Linked DNA regions of Homo sapiens: regions 2 and 3 are each linked to region 1. Evidence: chromatin loops called from intact Hi-C (ENCODE). Cell type or tissue: ascending aorta. All regions are shown on one strand.

The links. Peaks named below come from ENCODE experiments on the same cell type or tissue, not always from the same donor. Only the 100,000 strongest peaks of a DNase experiment are listed, where the experiment ranks them.
Region 2: it touches region 1 in a loop (7-fold over the local background); 2 of 110 quality-filtered maps call a loop at or near these places.
Region 3: it touches region 1 in a loop (3-fold over the local background); 3 of 110 quality-filtered maps call a loop at or near these places.

The regions. Positions count from the first base shown.
Region 1 is chr9:91,482,203-91,484,702 of GRCh38, reverse strand. It overlaps a transcript of NFIL3 not described here. Among named protein-coding and RNA genes, the nearest start is that of NFIL3, 60 kb to the right of the region's middle. In ascending aorta, no CTCF peak of the experiment used is centred here; DNase peaks (open chromatin) are centred at 642 and 1,152; H3K4me3 peaks cover 766 bases; H3K27ac peaks cover 2,152 bases.
Region 2 is chr9:90,963,307-90,965,806 of GRCh38, reverse strand. LOC105379829 (a long non-coding RNA gene) reads left to right here and starts at 410. Exons shown (of 4, transcript XR_001746828.2): 1 at 410-543. In ascending aorta, a CTCF peak has its summit at 1,356; DNase peaks (open chromatin) are centred at 280, 497, 1,026 and 1,386; H3K4me3 peaks cover 1,895 bases; H3K27ac peaks cover 2,427 bases.
Region 3 is chr9:91,206,127-91,208,626 of GRCh38, reverse strand. No RefSeq gene overlaps it. Among named protein-coding and RNA genes, the nearest start is that of LINC02937, 44 kb to the right of the region's middle. RefSeq lists an enhancer at 151-210. In ascending aorta, no CTCF peak of the experiment used is centred here; no DNase peak of the experiment used is centred here; H3K4me3 peaks cover 1,015 bases; H3K27ac peaks cover 1,715 bases.

The DNA.
Region 1 (2,500 bases):
CACTTGGGAGTGAAGCAGGCGCTGTAGACCATCGCCCGGGAATGCCTACGTCTCACCAGCACCACGTGCCTTACATATCACGCACATCCAGGATGCCCATACACCCTCAGCATGGTGGGGAACACGGGAGGCAGCAGGGTAGAGGAAAACAGGGGGCCCTAAACAGGGCTAAGTTCCAGCTTACCACTCATAAAAATAGTGGTACTTTTGGCCAGCTGGGTTGTTATGAAAAGTAGAAATAATAAATGTGAACAACCTATCGTGATGCCAGCAGCAGAGGATAGCCCCGTGCACATGTAGAATCTCACGAATGTGATTCAAGTCAGGCATCTTAAAACCCTTTTCAATGATACTTTCTTATAAGGGAGCAGGCAACGTGTTTCACTAGGGAATAAAAAAGAAGGGCCCTTGATACCTCTGGAAAATCTCAGTGCTGAGTGCTTCATCTGCGGTAACTCATTCATGAGTGGTCATTATCCTCATTTTCAGTTGGGAAAACTGAGGCCTAGAGAAGTGTCCTGAATCCCAACGTCTGTAGCGGGACATGAACTCACGAACCTCCTGCAGTGTGTTTCCAGAGCCTGCCAAGTCACTCTGCTGTACCACCTGGCATGTGACGTGCCAGACTGAACAGCAAGGCAACTGGAATGAAAGTCCCTCCTGTCATTCATTCAAATCCAGTGAGTCCCTCCTTGTAAGCATTGAATGAGGTGAGAAGCGGGAGGTTGGTGAGAAGGGCAGCTGCTTCCTGCTCCACACAGTCCAGGAAAAGTGGCTGACCGGCCACGCAGCTCACATAAAGAGAATGGGGGCATTTTTATGTTAGGATAGTTTTAGCCACGCAGTTCACATAAAGAGAATGGGGGCATTTTTATGTTAGGATGGTTTTAGGATCTTTCAGAGGCCACTTCTTGTTTGCTCCCTGGCTGAAGGAGCCGAAGAGCTGCTCATTCTTGCTCTTGCGGGGGGGTGGGGGGTGGGTTGGGGGGAATCTCATTTCAAGGTCAGAGACTGAAGGAGTTGCCTCTTTGGATCTGCACTAGAGTGCCAAATGCCCAGGCTTAGGAATTATTTTTAGTTGGGAACGTCACCCCAGAATGTTGTGATTCCAGAGATCGCCACCCAGGCAACCCTCATGCAGATGGCTGAGTAATGCAGCAGCCAGCACCAGGGCTCCAAGGAGGGGCAGGAAAGAGAGAGAAGCCAGTTCCTCGTGTCCTCATTTCAACTGACTGTGTGTTCCTGGTACCCTGACTTTTCCTGGTTCCTGCAACTCCAGACTCCTGCTGGGGACAGAAGAAATGTGGGTATTTCCCGGTCCTCTTGTCCTCTCCAGGCTTTCTGATTTTGAGCAGGGTGAGTACTATGCTAGTTTCCCAGATTCTATTTTCATCCTGCTGGTGCTGGATCCAACTCTGGACATTACAGCATATCCCAGCAAAGCTGTCACAGGCTGGCCAGGAAACATAGGACGGGAGGGACAGAAGGAGGGGGTGAGAAGGGAAGACTGCAGCTTCCTAGCTTCTCCACCCACAGCCAATGGAAAGGGCTCTGAAGGTGACTTATATGGCCTTTGGAACCCACCACCAGGGAGAGAACTCAACAGGTGCAGACTGTTGAGCAGACTGTTGAGGGAGATGATAAGGGAAGAGACCAGGAACTGGAAGTTGGGCAACAAGTCTTCTAGCCAGGGATGTTGTGGAAGCCCATGCTTCATAACCTTATGTGGATAGGCAGTCGATGGTCTTATCTGCATAGACCCATACTCTGCTGCTGACATGTGCGCCTTTCGGGTGATGACGCAGTCCTTTCTGCCCCATTACCTATATACATGTGCAGAAGTTCTTCACCATACTCTAGAGTCCAACTTATTTGTCTCTTTTTAAAACGTTCAGTTAGGAGGCTGGGCATGGTGGCTCACACCTGTAATCCCAGCACTTTGGAGGCTGAGATGGGCAGATCACCTGAGGTCACAGAGTTCAAGACTAGCCTGAACAACATGGCAAAATCTCGTCTGCACTAAAAATACAAAAATTAGTCGGGCGTGTTGGTGGGGGCGCCTGTAATCCCAGCTACTAGGGAGGCTGAGGCAAGAGAATCACTTGAACCCGGGAGGCAGAGATTATAGTGAGCCAAGATCGCACTACTGCACTCCAGCCTGGGCGACAAGAGCAAAACTCTGTCCCAAAAAAAAATTTTTTTTGGTTAGACAGTAATCTATACTCCTAGTAAAATCACCATCATCATCATCATCATCATCATCATCATCACCCAGCCCTGGCTTCTTTATATTAAACTACTGCCTCCCAAAGATAAAGGCCAGATGTACTCTTTGCCATAACTTTCACCACATTCATATAACCAGAGGCAAACACTGTTTTTGATAATATTTTATAAAACCATTTCCTGTTTTATAAAACTGGATTCATGCTGTGTACATTTCTGTGAAGATTGCCTTTCACACTTCTTGTAGTTTTTTGCCAGGCCAAAAAGTGTTGCA
Region 2 (2,500 bases), 520 kb after region 1:
GTGTTTTCTAGATGTGATTAACATTTAAAGCAGAGACTGTGAGTAAAGAAGTTGACCTTCCCTAATGAGGGTGGGCCTTATCCAATCAGTTGAAGGCCTTCCAAGCAAAGACTGAGGTTTCCCAAAGGAGAAGGAATTCCACCTTAAGGATGTAACACAGGAACCCTGCCTGAGTTTTCAGTCTGCCAGCTTTCCCTGCAGAGATCAAGTTTAAGAAGGCAAAATCAACACGCTTACATTTCCAGCCTGCTGGAACCAACTAGGCCCCCTGGCAGGCCCTCCTTCCAGGCTCCACAATCACAGGAACTCATTCCTTAAAAGGAAATCTCTCTCTCTCTAAATACAGACATACACATGCATCCTATCGGTCTGTTTCTCTGGAGAGCCCTCATACAGTAGTTACATCTTTATTCTTAGGAGGCGCCTGCTGAGGAATGCAAGGGTGAGTTGTTTTGACGTCTGTAACTAGCTTCCAACCGGTTCCACGAGAGAAAGCGGGCGGAGGCAGAGAAATCACAACATGCTACGAAGCGCTGGATCCAGGTGACATGTCGCAGTGTTTGTTGTCTTCCAACTTTTCAGCGTGTGAAAACATTTTCACAAGAACGGAGGCATCACTTCCCCACCTGCATCTCTACTTAGGGTCTTGCATGCGGGGAAAGGGGCCAGCACAGTCCGTGGGTCTCCCAGGCAGTCCGTAGGTCCCGTCCTGAGCACCGCAGCATCAAGAACAGGCTGGGGTGAAAAGGAAAGTAGCGTTCTAGGAAAGCCCCAGGCCTGCTGGTGCTGAGGATGCAACCGGTGGGGTTCTTTTCTCCCAGGCACCATGGCCCTGCCAGGAGGACCCCTTGGGGGAGTGTGAGCAGAAAGGGGGCGGGCTGGATTTTGTTGCTCTCCCTTAGACCAAGGTCACACCCAGCTCAAGAAGGTCAGGCTCGGGACCTCTCCCTGTCAATCCAGCCTCCGCCAGCGTTTTCTAAACCTGTCTCTTCTTCCCTTCCCCCGACTGACTCACCCTCCACGCAGCCTACAGAAGGCGGGTTGGGGGGCGGAGGCCGTGGGGACGGGAGACCGGATGTGTCTGGGAAAGGGAGATGAAGGGGTCGTTCCGTCCCCTGGGAGATGATGGCTTGTGCCAGGCTCCTGTCCGCCCAATACTTCCAGCTGCATCTTACGTCTAGTCTTTTCTGGAGGGTCCGAACACCAATCTTTTCATCTCTTCCTGCAGAGCTAGCTCACTAGGGAGACAACTGTGTAATTAGAAGCAGGCGCACAAAACAGGAAGGGAGAGCCTAAGTTTGAAGAGCAATCTTTGCTGAGTGTGTGCATGAGGGTGTGAAAGTGGCCGACTGTTTACACACCACCAGGGGCAGTGGCGTGTGAAGGAGGTGGCTCCTGGTGACGGCCTCAGTCTGGGAGCTAGGCGGTAAGCTGACAGCGGCGGTGTGTTGCCACCCTTGGGCAGCGGCTCTCTAAAGCCTGCAGTTCTGCCATGAGAGCCTTAAGCACACCACTTCCCCTTCCTGAGCCTCAGTTTCCTTATCTGTAATGTGGTAATTACACTTTTGCCTATCCTAGGATTATTATGAGTCATGATTTTGAAGCCCTCAGTAGAAAACCCGCCCCACTCCTAAGCACCCAGTCAGTGTTATCTGGGTTGTTTTTTAAAGAACAAAACATTTTGTGTCTGGAGAATTGTTACTCTTAAGATAAATAAAGATGGAATTGGGCTCTGCCAAGAACAGCAATATGCATTTTTAGATACTTGTGAAAATTAGACAAGCAAGGTTTAAGTAAAATACGGAGATTTCGTTTAACAAAATACCAATTTCTAAATGACAAAAAAAATGAGATGGAACTCTGGTCATGAATTTGCTAACCAGAGTCTACAGATTGTAGCCATTGTAGCCAATATGGAAAACCTTTATTGCTTTTTTTTTTTTTTCTGCAATGACTACGTTGGACAAAGCAGTTGTCTCTGAGTGTGAATGTAGCTGAGAGAAATGATAAGACATCAAACTTTTGTCTGCAACTGCTCCTAGTTATAGATTTTTTTTTTTTTTTTTTTTTTTTTTTTGCTATTTCCTTTATTTGCTATTTGGCTGCTTGGACCAGCTAGAATTGGAAAATTGGTGTCTTTCTTCAAAGAAATTCAGTTCCCTCTCGGTTACCATACTTATGTGGTTCCTCCTCTTCTGTGCTCATTCTGGTGATTCATGAAAATAGGTAAAAGAGATGTGTTAATATTTATAGGTATATGAAAACCTGAATAGCTGTGATCAACTGAAATGAGTGCGATGGTTTCCTAAATGGAATTGGAGAAACACCCTCAGTGGCCTCTTTGAAAGAACCTTAAAAAGACACAGATACCCCAGCTTTCCCTACAGAGGCACTATTGGGAAGGGGCAAGCCCAGTATACTGGTTTGTTTTCAAACTGCTAATAAAGACATATTCAAGACTGGGTAATGTATAAAGAAAAAGAGATTTAATGGATCCACA
Region 3 (2,500 bases), 280 kb after region 1:
ATGGAGCGGCCCACCTGCTCCCCACCTCAGGAGATACTGGAGGACTCTAGCCCTGCGGTGGCTGTGGTCAGGCCAAGGGCAGGCCAGGCTTCCTTCCTAGGCTTCAGTTCATTCCCCCATCTTGCTGCCAAGGTACCTTTAGATGTTTTGGTCCCCTAAAGCATTTAAACAGACTGTCGTGTAAAATGCTGTCTGAACAAAGTCTCCCATGAACCCACGGCACAGTGTGTACCTGAACCTCCCAAGAGAAATAGTAAAATCACCACATCATCAAGTTGCAGCTCAGGGACTACGTAGCTTTAGTGGTGATGTTTGCAGGAAAAGGTTTCAGAGAAATTTGAAAATTGGCAGGTGCACTTTCTTGACCTTTCCAAAAATAGTCTGAGTCACTTTCACTTTCAGCCTTCAAACTGTGTTGAATGAAACCTTTGTGCAGTTTACAGAAAGTGAAGAACTGTTTGGCAAGAGAGAGAAGTTCGAGCTCCTAATAGCCTCGGCTGCATTGAGTAACATTTCTTTTGAGTTGTCTATTAACACTTTCCTGAAACATGCTTTTTATGACGCCTAGAACTTGTGTAAGAGTGACTGTAATTTGAGTTATTTAAAAATGTAAGTACAAGAAATGTGTCACACGCCATAAGAGCTAGGAAATGACAGCTCACATTCATCTTGGTGGAAGGAAACTCTAATTATTGGAAGATGTGATTGGAGTATTTGTTCTTAATACCTACGGTGGCTCTGTTATATGCTTGCCTAACACCAGTATTGGCTTGCAAATAACACTGAAAAGCTCCTTTCTTTTCCTCTGGTCTTTGTGGGAAGGCATGGTATGAGTCGAGATTGCTAAACCACTCTTCTGAGAGGACTCAGAGAGAGTGTTTATCCTAGACTATCCATGGCCCTGGTACTTCTGAGTTCAGTTGTGGTGTGATCTCATTAGTCCAGGCTCAGAATGGCTCGGTAACCTCAAAACTCCAAGCCCTCGGTGCTTGCTTTGCTTCCCTAGACTTGCAGCTTATGTACGCCCACATGTGCTTCATGCGTATTAAAAATGCTTGCATGTGTAGATAGGAAGATATATGTTGACTGTCCTGAAAAACTTGACATACCTAACATTTAAAATTGTTTTGAGTTTCCCCCGGGGATAAACTAGTCTTCAAATGTAAACGTGATGAGCAGCGTAGGGGCTATGGTACCAGAGAAAAGAGCCGAATCTCGGCCCTGGTCCAGCCCTACCTCTCGTGCTCTGTCACCTGCAGCAGAGGTGGAGTGGGGGCCATGTCTGTGAGCGGGACCTCATCTTGTCTATTCCTCAGACCCACCCAAGGGCAGGGATTCCCAAAACTGCTGGTACCTGTAAGAGGTATTGTATTCTTGGACTCCATTCCATAACCTCTCATCAGGATTCTGGGTTTGGAACTCTAGAATCAATGTTGAGGAAAAATAGAACTTGGCGATTTTATTTTTCTAGATATAATTCACATACCATAAAAGCCACTCTTTAAATTGTACAATTCAGTGGTTTTTTAGTATATTCAGAGTTGTACAGCCATGACCACTAGCTAATTCAGAATATTTTCATTGCCTCCCAACAAGCCTAGTACTCATGAGTAGTCACTCCCTTGCCCATTCCCTCCACCCCCAAGCCCCTGGCAACCACTAATCTACTTTCTGTCTCTATGGATTTGCCTATTTGAGACATTCATATGAATGGAATTATATAATATGTAGACTTTTGTATCTGTTTTTTTTTCATTTAGCATAAAAATTTTCAAGATTTGTCCACAGTGTAGTGTGTCTCAGTACTTCTTTCCTTTTTATCACTGAAAATACTTCATTGTATGTATATGTCATATTTTGTTATCTACTCATCAATTGATGAATACTTGTATTGTTTCCACTTTGGCTGTTACAAATAATGCTGTTATGAACATGTGTGTACAAGTATTTGTGTGGGTACATGTTATTTCTCTTGGGCATACCTACAGATGGAATTACTGGATCATATGACAACTTTATGTTTAACTTTTTGAAAAACTACAAAACCAACAAGCTGTACCATTTTGTAATCCCACCAGCAATGAATAGGGTTCTAATTTTTCCACATCTTCATCAATATTTGTTATTGATCTTTTTGATTATAGCCAATCTAGTGAGTGTGAACTGGTATCTTATTGTAATTGTGATTTTGATTTGCAATTCCCTAATGATGTTGAACAGATGTTCATATAATTGTTGGCCATTTATATAGTCTTTAGAGATATATCTGTTTTGCCCATTTCTAACTGAGCAAAACAGACAAAAATTGAGTTGTGAATGTTCTTTATGTATACTGTATACAAGCCCCTTAACAGATATATGATTTGCAAATCTTTTCTGTTCTGTAGGTTGTTTCTCCATGTTCTTGTTGGTATGCTTGGAAGCATAAAAGTTTTTATTCTGGTGGAGTCCAGTTTATTGTTTCCTTTATTGCTTGTACTTTTGGTGTCGTATCTAAGAA